2 separate regions of the Homo sapiens genome follow, and region 1 is linked to region 2. The links are chromatin contacts, found by Hi-C or POLR2A ChIA-PET in ENCODE. All regions are on one chromosome and are shown on one strand. The core of a region is the stretch at or near the end of the contact, and the rest is flanking DNA. Distances in the headings are between cores, read along the strand shown. Region 1 holds the start of LINC01013 (long intergenic non-protein coding RNA 1013). Region 2 overlaps CCN2-AS1 (CCN2 antisense RNA 1).

Region 1 (5,835 bases), core at 734-3,233, 150 kb before region 2:
AAATACAGTCCCCCAAAACAAGTAAAGAGAAAGCTGTGATTCAGTGATAGCAACTTTTACCTGATTCTTACCTTGTTCTCCCACTGTACTGCCTGCTCCAGGCTTCTTTTCCCAGCATAATCTATCCAGACCACTTGTGTTTAGTATCCAAGTGTAGCTCTCCTTTGTTCCAGGCTGAGGTCCAGGATATAAAGCTGATGCAGTCACAGGTTCTAGTGGGTTAAATAATACTTGGGCACTGCTGGATGCCAACTAGCACAGTTTTCTGGAGATGATGTCTTAACTGGAAGAATGGAATCCATTAGTTGGAATTTCAGTTGCTGACTGATCAGCAGAAGAAATATGTGGGATAAGAATGTCTTCTGCAGCCCCTTAAGTCAAACCAGATAGGAAACTGCCTCCTCAGACTGCACGAGGAGTCTACTGAAATTCTGATTTTCTTAAATGTACAGCAAAGAAGTTTAAAACACCAAAATAGGGCACAAGAGAGTTATTGTAATATTAGTATCAACTTTAGGTGAGAATTTAGTCATTAAATATAATTTACTTCCTATTTATTAAAAATGCTGGCTTCCTGAAGTCATTCATAAGGAAATGAATCTGTGAGGCATAACTTGTGATCACAGCGGGGGGGTGAGGAAGTCCTTCAGATGCAGCTTCGTGGGGAAAGCGTGAGGAACAACTCAACTGGCTTCCTATGTGAAATAGACAGATTTGTCTCTAAGACGTTTAAAAAAGAAGAAGAAATAATAATTTATAACTTAGAAATTAAAACTGTTGAATGCCTCATCTAAGATGAGGCAGCACTATCCATTTCAAGGATTATAAAATGAGAGAAGTATGATTTGTAGAAATGAAATAGAACTTTTTCTAAGGGAAGCTTATAAACTTGAGACTACATATCAGACAAGTTCACAAGTTTGGGGAAAAGGGGTACATGTGTAAGCCTCTCATGTTGGGCTAAGAAAAGGAAAAAGTTGTTGGGTCTTGAGTTTAATTTTTAAATGTTTTGGTGAGTAGAAATGAGCTCATATAAATAACATTTCCTCTTTTGTGCTTTGCCTAAACTATTCTTGTAAATTGTGATCTTTAGCCACACCAATCCCCAGAGTTCCTCAGATTTCTGCTTCAGTGCTGCTCATGTCATAAACAGAATTCTTATAAAAGCATTTTTAGAATGTAAAATCTGCAGTGGTCCAGAGATGAAGCTATGTTTTAAATAGACCTATATTATTAGTGAAAATATGGTGTAGTACAGCACACAGCACAGAGAGCCTGAGGGGTCCTGGTCCTAGGCCCAGCTCTTCTGCTGGCCATGTGGCAATGAATGCTTTGTGTCTCCGATTTTTCACTGGTGAAAGAAGAGGGATGAAATGAATGGCTCCTCAGTTATCTTCCAACACTGAGAATCTGCCTTTGTTATGTAAGAGTAGCCGGGCTTTCACTCAGGCCTGATCATGAATAACAATCTTAATAGTGGTGAGTAATGCACAGAGTCACTTTTCCACAACTAGGAGAATCTTGGGTCTTGAAGAAAACCTAGGAAATCATATCACCTTGTCCTCCATTGCCAGTGAGGGCTGCATCTTCATCCTTCAAATACGCTCTTTCAGGCTAATCTAAACAACTCTTCCCAAGGGGCAAACTTCACAACTTCTATGTCCTTAATGGCAGAAGTTCTTCCTTATGTTTGGTCTGAATCTCCCTGCTGAATTTGCAATTTATTTTCATTTGTCCTATCCTTAGCAGAGAGGGAGCACAACTGGGGCACACATTCAAGTGCTATCTATTATTAATCTGAGCCATAGTAAATTTGTTTGTACTAGAGTTTCTGGGGTCTTACATTGCATTCCAGTGAGATGATAGAACCTGATCCCTTGATGGAATGTTCTTTTTGAGGTCTAAAATGACTGAACGATAAAGGCTAACAGGCTGGCAGGAATCCTGAGCAGTTCTTGATAGTGGTCACAGGAAAGGGCATTGTTTCTTTGGCTGTCCAGTCTCCTAGCAACCTAGTGTACAGCGGCTCTTGACATAGGGCTCTCTGAAACCCCACATTTAGAACTATTAAACTATTTCTTCTAAAATTAAATATGTGCTCAGGCAACTGTATTTTAAAAATCTGATAAAAAGGTAATTTTTCCAATAGCACCTGGTGCTTAGTAGAGATAGGGAAAACTGATGAAAGGGAACATAATTATACCATCTAGCCCTACCCACTGCTTTCTGAAAGGTGAGCTCTTATTATGCCCATTTTACAGACAAGGCAGATGGACACACACTGAGAAACGAACAATGCTAACAATATCAACAGTTTAAGAGGGAAACGTTTAGGATTTGGAAAAGCAAATGAAAGCAGGTTTACCTTGCTGACACTCAAAAAGTAATAAGAGCTCCCTATTCACTTTCTGCCTCCTCCTAGTCATGTGGGTGTCCTGTGAGAGGCACAGAAGAGGAAAAAAGTGGTATTCCCTGGGGATGGACTTTCCCAGCCTCCTCCAGAGCAGTCCAGGTTTGTGAATCAATGCAGGAGGTGGGGGTGGGAGTGGGAGGGGTTGGCCAGGCAAGGCTTTCCCTTTACCCACACAGGCTGTGATTAAGAAGGCATCCATCTGTCAACAGAGGCTCTCAGCTGTATTTCCAGCCCAGCTTCCTCCCAACTGACTCATTCAGTGATGCCACAATCTAATGTTTATGACCTAACAGATGATCACCATGGAAGTAGCACAAACCTTGGACTGTTGAGGAGCAAAACCAGCGTAGAGGAGCTGGACCGTTTAGGAAAAGAAAAAATGAAGACCCTTATTCATAGAGACCACATGTTAAGACTGAACATCCCACTCCTCATGTGGGCATTTCCACCCATTACTAAAATTGATATTTGGATGCCTTCGTGCCTGTTGGAGAACCCAAATAAGGATTTCAGGTGACTGAGTACAAACAGATAGCATGGCATTTAGAAACAGACAGCAAGAAGTAGAAGGGAAAATGTGTGTGCAGCAATTTAACGAGGTTTGGATTACAAATTCAGTTTCCTTATCTTTTTGCCAGCATGTGGCAACAGTTCTAAAGGAGACAGAAAATGCATTGAATGCCAGGAGAAAGATGAAGATCCCCCCAAACTCAACTTTATAAACAGTCCTGGTGGAATATTCACAATGTGGAAGTCAGGATAAACTGGCTATTCCACCCGCCACTGCCCCCCAGGAAAAGAAAAGCCTAAATGAATAAGAAAGCCAACGGAAATAAGTGCTTTTTAGTAAAGATCATCGCATTTGGTGCTGTGAGTGGCAGGAAGCGTTGGCACAGACTTGGGAGCTACATGAGGACTCCGGTGGCGTGGTCAGGGTGAAGTGAGCCTGACTTCCTGGCCTGGCCTCCCCAGACTAATAATCAAAAAGAGCTGCCCTTCCCCAGCCCTAAACAGCCCTGTGTGAACACAGTGTCTCCTAGTAGTGCCTGTGGCTTACAAGTAATGTGAGAGTCTTTTTATAACTGTTGAGGTTTAACGTAAAAGGAAGCTCAGAATCAGCGGTAAAGGGAGGGGAATGTTGTGAACTACAGACCATCTGAAATGGGGAAAATCATAAATACCAGAGTGTCTGATTATTTGAATGTCTCTTGAAGTCAAATAATGAACCTTCTTCATGTTCTGCTTTTCTGGACTTGGCTCCCTCTGACAAATTTGCAGGCATCAGGGTCTGTCTGGAATTCCTTCCAAGTTGGAGGGATATTTTTTCCCTTGACATTTTGCAGCTGAGACAGCCGGAGCAGGAAGCTGAGGAGCGTAACATTACCAAATATGTCCTTTCTCCTGCCCGTAAGTTCTATTTCCACAGGAAAAGAAGGCAGATGCTGGCCAATGAGAACTGGCCAGTAGAAATGCAGCCACAGCAGGCGGCCTCTACTGGAAGTGAGGAAATTGATCAGATGCCATTTTTCACAAAAATGGAAACTGTTCTAGGTACCACCAATTAAAATTTGTGCTACGCTGGAGGAAGAAGTTTGACAGGTTCCTACAAGTTGCCCAGCTATTTCAGGGGAATTCTTTATCACTCTATTGGTCTCATTTTCTCAACACCCCTGGAGTGGGAATTAGAGAGTTGGCCTTGGCTGCTGACACACTGTGCTTTTGACCAGATCATTTCTCCTAGGATGTGGGGGAAGCTTCAGATGCTTTATTGCTAAAATGAAGGTTTGGATGTGATGAGCTCCCAGATCCCCTCTGGGTTACCAAGACTGTGGTCTCCAAGCTTCTTCAATCGTGTGTTTCAACCACTAAAATAAATCCAAATATTTGTCCAGATGCTTTTCTTTATGGGTCTAAGACACTAATCTCAAACTATCGTATCTACATGGTCTAGGAAAGAACATAAGTGAGCAAAATAGCTGCAGATTGCATACTCTTTGCTTGCATATTAAATACAGTCAGTTCTCCATATCCGCAGTTCCACACTAGCAGATTCAATTAACCTTGCATTGAAAATATTTTTGAAAACAATAATACAACAATAAAAAATAATACAATTAAAAAAATAAGATAGCCATTTACATGCCATTTACATTGTATTAGGTATTATAAGTAATCTAGAGGCGATTTAAAATATAGGGAGGATGCGTGTACCTTACATGCAAATACTACATTTATACAAGGAACTTGAACAATCTGTGTCTTAGAACCAATCCCTTCCTCAAACCTCACCCTTATCCCCACCCTGCTGATACCAAGGGCCTGCTGAATGTAAGAAAATTCTTTTTTTTTTTTTGAAACATAGTCTCACTCTGTCACCCAGGCTGGAGTGCAGTGGTGTGATCTCAGCTCACTGCAACCTCTGCCTCCTGGGTTCAAGAAATTCTCTGCCTCAGCCTCCTGAGTATCTGGGATTACAGGTGTCCACCACTACGCCCGGTTAATTTTTGTCTTTTTAGTAGAGACGGGGTTTCACCATCTTGGCCAGGCTGGTCTCGAACTCCTGACCTCGTGATCCACCCGCCTTGGCTTCCCAAAGAGCTGAGATTACAGGCATGAGCCACCGCACCTGGCCAGAAAATTCATTTTTTAAACATAATCTTCTTGTTTCATCTTTATTTATCCTACTTTTAAAAGAGAACGCTTACTGAGAAAGTTCTTTACTGAGGAAAATAACAACCTATGCATGTTTTAAATGGCCAGCAATGCTTAATGTTGAGTCAAGAACACTTTGGGGAATGGTAGAAATAGGAGTAATCTGGAGCATGGACACCCCATTGGTCCTAATGTGGAAACTGCTTCTCCAGTGGGTCACCTTCAAGCAGAAATGGAGGCCTACTGCTGTTCAATTGTGATTTTTCAAGAGAAATGGGAAACTCTATTTTAACGTGAAATTGAGTTAATTTCAAATATTTTGTCTCAAAAATTTTAGAGTCAAGATTTGAGGACAAGTGTATGATGGCAACGGGCCACACTCAGCCAATGAGTAGCTCCTTGGTGATCTCTGATCTAATATTCAGCTGATTTAGCTAGCCCTATAATTTTTTTGTGTGATAATATTGGAACTTTGCAGTCAGACCTCCATACTCCAGTCAGGGTAATTATGTATGTGTAAGGCAGAAAAACATGAAATATTTCATTAATATCACAGTGTTTTTCTTTGGAGCCACTTCTTGAATCTTCTTAAAGCTGCTCCATCAGACTAGTGATCTATGTTGTTCAGTCATGAAAGTAAGGAAAATATTCCATTGCTCTTGATATAGTTGTCACTTTTGCATATGAAAATCTCACAGAAAAAAATGTATTTTAAACAACATTAGATAAGATTGGCAAACTTTTTTTGTAAGGGTTCAAGCAGTAAATAT
Region 2 (5,595 bases), core at 911-3,410:
CTATACAATAAATAAGTAAAGTCCTGAAACTATGAAAATCATGGCTCTTTCCACTATTAGGCATTCTTTCTTATGATTCACACAATTTTATGCATCTTTTTTTGGCTACAAGTTCATCCTCATATTAAGTAAAAATGGTTTAAAAGTAAACTGATTGATGTGTCAGCATAATCCAAATACGGCTGACATCATCGTATAAGTAAGTATTGTGCTAAAATCCTGAAGTTAGAAGGTTTATTGTGAGTAAGAAGCCAAAAGTTCAGACATTCACCCAAAGTTGATCCAAACCTTTTGGGTTGGAAATATTTCAAAATTGGGCTTTCCCACAAAATGGCCTGTATTTCCTGTTTTGGCTAAGCTGGAAATGCAACAGAAACAATACTTCTTATGGCATGTCATTGCTTCTACTTTTGGTCTGAAAACACCAAGCAGAGACTATGAGTGTGATGAATCAAAAGAATAAAAGTTGAGTGGAGAGATGTCCTGGGCTAAGAAAGAGTTAATGGGAACAAAATTTCCTAACTTGACCACCAGTTAACCATAGCTTGGATGCCCAGTGTGCTATGAGTCACTAGCAACTGGCTCCAAAATAACACAAGAATATCTTAGGCTAGCTCATTACTGGAGTATATTGTTTAAAATATTTCCAGAAAAAAATTAAGCAGAAACAGTTACTTAATGGATAAAATGGTATTCATGTAAATTCCTTTTTACAGAATAATCTGGAAATGAGATGCACAAACAACTTGCCAGGGAGTCTGACAATGCTATTCATAACCTTCACTTAGAGATTTTAGGCAAAAATCACAGCTACCTTCAACAGCGTTGATAATAATAACGCTTCATGGGAAGAGTGTGGAATTGCTAAAAACACAACACACTGAAGTCTCAAAAGTTAAGTCTCAAAAGTTTTATAGATTGTGAATATAGGGGTATATTTTGCATCTTCCAAAAGGCCACTTAATGCTTCCTCTAACTTAATTTCTTAAAAAAGAGTCTTTAAACTTCTTACTTTATTAACTTAAACCACTAATGCTCAACCATTTGGTTAATATAGTTATAGGATCTGTACAATATTGATTGTGCATACGCAAATAAGAAACCAAATTTGGGAGCTATTATTCTTTTTTACTTGATTGCTCCATAATAAATGAGGATGGACAAGGCCCTTAACGTTGCAATATGGAAATGCCCTCTTCTGTAACCTGGAAATATTACTTGTCCCCTAATAAATAAGTCCCAAAGATGAAGTACACCTCCTAAAATAAATAAATAAACAAACACATGAGAAAAAGAAAAGCTGTTTAGGATTTGAGGCCAGGACAAGAGCCTTAATAGTATAATACATTGATACTAACCTATAAAGGAAATTTGTGAGTCCCTGCAAAGAAGAGTGAAAACTTAGAAAATAATGAAATGAGACAGCAGGACAGAGACACAGATCTAGGTGTCACTGGCCTTCTCATCCATCCCTTCCTGGAGGTCTGTCCATCCTAGCAAAAGGAGCAGGCCCAGCAGCGTGGTGGTCAGAGCAGGGTCTTGGGGTTCTGAAGCATGGTGGTGCAGAGGTCCAGACAAGGCAAAGCAAAGGAGTGGAGGATCTGTAGCTCAGAACTAGCCCAAGGCAAGTTCTCCACCAAGATCACAGCAAGAACCAAGCAGGCCAAAAGTTAGTAAATTCTAGAATAAGCGAAGAATGCCAGAATCAGAAAGATAACGAAGGGGCCTAGACCAAAGGTGGGAGTAATAATGACCGTTCTAGAATGTGCTTTAGGTGGGTGCAGAGAATGGAGAGGTGCCCTATAGGCTGGGGCAAAAATCTGGCTGTGGTGTGCATTGTTTGGTTTCTTTGTTTTTCTTTTGCTGTTTTGGCAATCACCATTTTGCCACACTTCCTGCCTCTCCCTTGGTTTACACCCTTTATACTTCATCTGTGTGTTACTTAAGTATCCCCATGAGTTTGTACCCCAGGTCTGTATAACACTTGACATGAAAAACAGATTAATCAAATGCACATATGCTATGTTTATAATTCATTTATATGGCTGGGTTAATAATTTAGTAATTTCAGCTAATGGTTTAGAAAAAAGATAAAGTCATAATGCATTTCTTGTTCTGCAGCAGTCAGGCTTCCTTCCTGGAGCCACGCTGTTGGCAGACTGAAACAGGCATGATCTATGCTGTGGGACCACATTCAGTTGATGGTAAAGCCTAGAATAGCGTTATTGGACTTTAATCTAGCAAACTATGCGTGTTTGTTTGTGAAACTTTGACTCCATGACAAAGACTGTATTTGATTTAGGACTTGCTTCAGTGAGGCAATCCTGAGAAAACAAAACTCAAATTACACAGAAGCAAAATAAATACATAAAGAGTGGCTCTCCTAATTTATAAATTAAATGACAAGGAAACCTTTGTATAGTGAGCTATTTACTGGGGGCAAAGACCATGTCTTATTCATATTTTATTTCCCAGCATCTAAGCATCGTGTCTGGCACATGGTAGGCACTCTATAAACGTTCACTGAACTGAACTGAATTGCATCGCTTCATATCCCTACTGCTCGACCCCTTTCATCAGGTTAACAGCTGCACTTAACCTTGGCTCAGCCTTCGCTACCTCAGAAAGACCCTCCCTGACCTCATGTATTTGATCAATTCCCACTAATACTCATAAATATAATATCATGCATTCTCCTTCAAAGCACCCATCACAGCTATAATTTTACACTTACAACCATGTGTCACATGAGTATGTTTTGATCAATGATAGACCATATATGTGACAGTGGTCTCATAAGATTATAGTGAAGCTTTTATACTGTATTTTTACTGTACCTTTTTTATGTTTAGATACACAGATACTTATCATTGTGTTAAAATTGCCTGCAGTATTCAATACAGTAACATGCTGTGCAGGTTTACAGCCTAGGAGCAAAGGCTATACTGTGTAGCTTAGGTGTGTAGTTGGCTATAGCATCTAAGTAAAAACATTATGATGTTCTCACAATGACAAAATTGCCTAATGATTCATTTCTCGGAATGTATCTCCCTTGCTAAAGTGATGCATGGCAGTACTTACAAAGCTATTTGATATAAGCAATACAAACCATAACAAATACATTCCAAGGAGGCAAGGGCTGTGTCTTTTGGTTTTTGTTCATGAGGTAGATATTGTTTTTGTTGGCACTCAGTAAATTTTTGTTAAAGCAATGAAACAAGAACCCATGGTTTCCTCTCATTCTAATAATACTCACAAAGCCTCAAAGAATATGAGATAAATTATCCAGCACATATGCACATTATAGTTGGAGCTAGGAAAGCAAGGTTTTGTGACGCAGAACATCCAGATGGGAAGAAATTGATAAAGAAATGGAAAAACACAAATATCATTCATTATGGTCAGACATTATTCTCCATCCTGGAGTGTATCATGGAAATGTTTGTAGAGAAACGTTTATTCTGCCGGGCACAGTGGCCTGTGCTTGTAATCCCAGCACTTTGGGAGGCTGAGGTTGGAGGTTCACTTGAGGCCAGGAATATGGGACCAGCCTGGACAACATAGCAAGACCTCATCTCTACAAAAAATAAAAATAAAAAATAGGCCGGGCATGGTGTGCATGCCTGTAGTCTTAGCTACTCAAGAGGCTGAGGCAAGAGGATCACTTGTGCTCAGGAGGTCAAGGCTGCAGTGATCTATGACTGCACCACTGCACTCTACCTGGGCAACAGAGCAAGACTCTGTCTCTAAAAAGAGAGAAATGTGTATTCTTTTGTAGACATTGTAGATGTTTTATTAAAACACACACACACATGGCCGGGTGTGGTGGCTCATGCCTGTAATCCCAGCACTTTGAGAGGCTGAGGCAGGTGGATCACAAGGTCAGGAGTTCAAGACCAGCCTGGCCAATATGGTGAAACCCCATCTCTACTAAAAATACAAAAATTAGCCGGGCATGGGGCGGGCACCTGTAGTCCCAGCTACTCAGGAGGCTGAGGCAGGAGAATCGCTTGAACCTGGGAGGCAGAGGTTGCAGTGAGCCAAGATCATGCCACTGCACACCAGCCTGGGTGACAGAGCGAGACTTCTTCTCAAGAAAAAAAAAAACACAAACACACACACACACAACAATCCATTAAGTTTAACCTAAAGAATCTTTTTACTAAAGGTTAAAAACTTTCAAATATGAATTTCATACGGCTCAACGTAATATTTACTCACATGTAAGCAGTTTTTCTATCGCATTGCTCTCTGTACCTTGGGAGTGAAATAGAGAGATACAGATCTAAGTCCAAAACACAATACTAAAAATTATGATATCTGGGGATTAATGAGGTTATTTTTGGTTAAAGAAAAATAAAGGGCAGAAACTGAAAGTTAATCATGTTTAATCTAATACAGGAAACTTTATAATAAGCCAATATATCCAATTATTCCAGTCAACAAGCTTAATAAGTAAAATTCCAGAATGGTTAAGGAAAAACAAGAACATCCAAGAGAGCTGTTGCTTTCATTTAATTTGACCCTTTTTATGAAGCAACTACCGTGTGTCAGGTAGCATACTTAGCACAAAGGCAGCAGCAGAGAAAGACACAGACACAGACATAACTTACAACAGTGAAAGGTTCCTCAGCCTGTACCTTGCACCCTTCCTGGCTCTTCTGTCTTTTCCCAATCCCTGGGGTAAACATCTGGCCTCAAGCAGGGCCACGAGGAATGCTCTCCTTCCCCTAAAAGGAAGGAATTTTTAGAGACAGTGCTATTCACCGTCAGGTTTTGATAAATATTTGTAGAAAAAATGAAAGAATTAATTCATTAATCATCCAATTGCTCTGAGAGGGAGATCTGTGAATGAGGAGTTGAACCAAAATATCGATGGCTTGCTTTCAATAAAAGTTTGGTTTGTCCAGGTTAGCTCTGATTCTAAGCTTTCAAGTGTATTAGTTGATGACCCATCTGTAATCTGAAACAAAGAAGACATTTTTATGGTTGATTTAATTCAGATTTACCCAAAATAAAAACTTCCCTGTTCGTTTTTAATCATGTAATATGTTCAGCAGATTACAAGGTGGTGGGATCTCAGTTCTGTCACTAAGTGACTTTGAGAAAATTACGTAACCTCTCTGTGTCCTTTTATTTATCCAATAATGTTAATAATCACACAGTAATTTTGCAAGGATTATATGAGGCAGTACATTCAAAGCACTTGGCCCAGTACTAGGCGTATAGTAAGCACCCAGGCAACATTGGTATTATGATTATTATCATTGTATTACTTGTAGCACTATTATTCCTGTTCCCATGTATTCTTATTGGGCATTCAAGATTCTAGTTAGATTGAAGAGCTCTGCTGAAAGGTCCCCTGAAATACCTGGTACCTTCACTCAATCTTTCTAAGAATACTTTTTGAGCTTCTGCAAGGTATCAAGGTTGACCAGCTCCCCAATTCAAATGGGTGACTTACTGGGGGCTCAGAAGGAAGAGGGCAGAAGAGTAAGTGAAGCACATATGTACAGGACAAAACTAAGCTACAAAACTTGAGAAGAGTAAACCTAAGTAATTAGTCTGATGGGATCAGGTACAGAAATAACATCA

The links. Hi-C counts contacts between places; a loop is a spot of excess contacts on that map. ChIA-PET counts read pairs that join two places held with the same protein, here RNA polymerase II (POLR2A). Pooled maps may share reads with other maps.
Region 1: a map of endothelial cell of umbilical vein shows a loop between it and region 2 (6-fold over the local background). The contact joins the promoter of LINC01013 here to the enhancer-like site in region 2. A Hi-C loop is called at or near these places in 1 of 168 maps with a recorded cell type or tissue (endothelial cell of umbilical vein) and 5 of 50 pooled maps. POLR2A ChIA-PET finds 5 or more read pairs at or near these places in 3 of 52 experiments (AG04450, H1 and endothelial cell of umbilical vein).

What each region holds. Positions count from the first base shown.
Region 1 is chr6:132,128,720-132,134,554 of GRCh38, reverse strand. LINC01013 (long intergenic non-protein coding RNA 1013) reads right to left here and starts at 1,983. Exons shown (of 6, transcript NR_187602.1): 1 at 1,844-1,983; 2 at 72-283. RefSeq lists enhancers at 1,149-1,650, 1,419-2,618.
Region 2 is chr6:131,977,781-131,983,375 of GRCh38, reverse strand. The region is part of intron 2 of CCN2-AS1 (CCN2 antisense RNA 1); the gene reads right to left. Among named protein-coding and RNA genes, the nearest start is that of CCN2, 29 kb to the right of the region's middle. Within about 2 kb of position 2,160, at least 4 of the 41 ENCODE cell types and tissues checked have a DNase peak (open chromatin) inside an H3K27ac peak, as active enhancers do; they include endothelial cell of umbilical vein, where a contact is called at or near this core.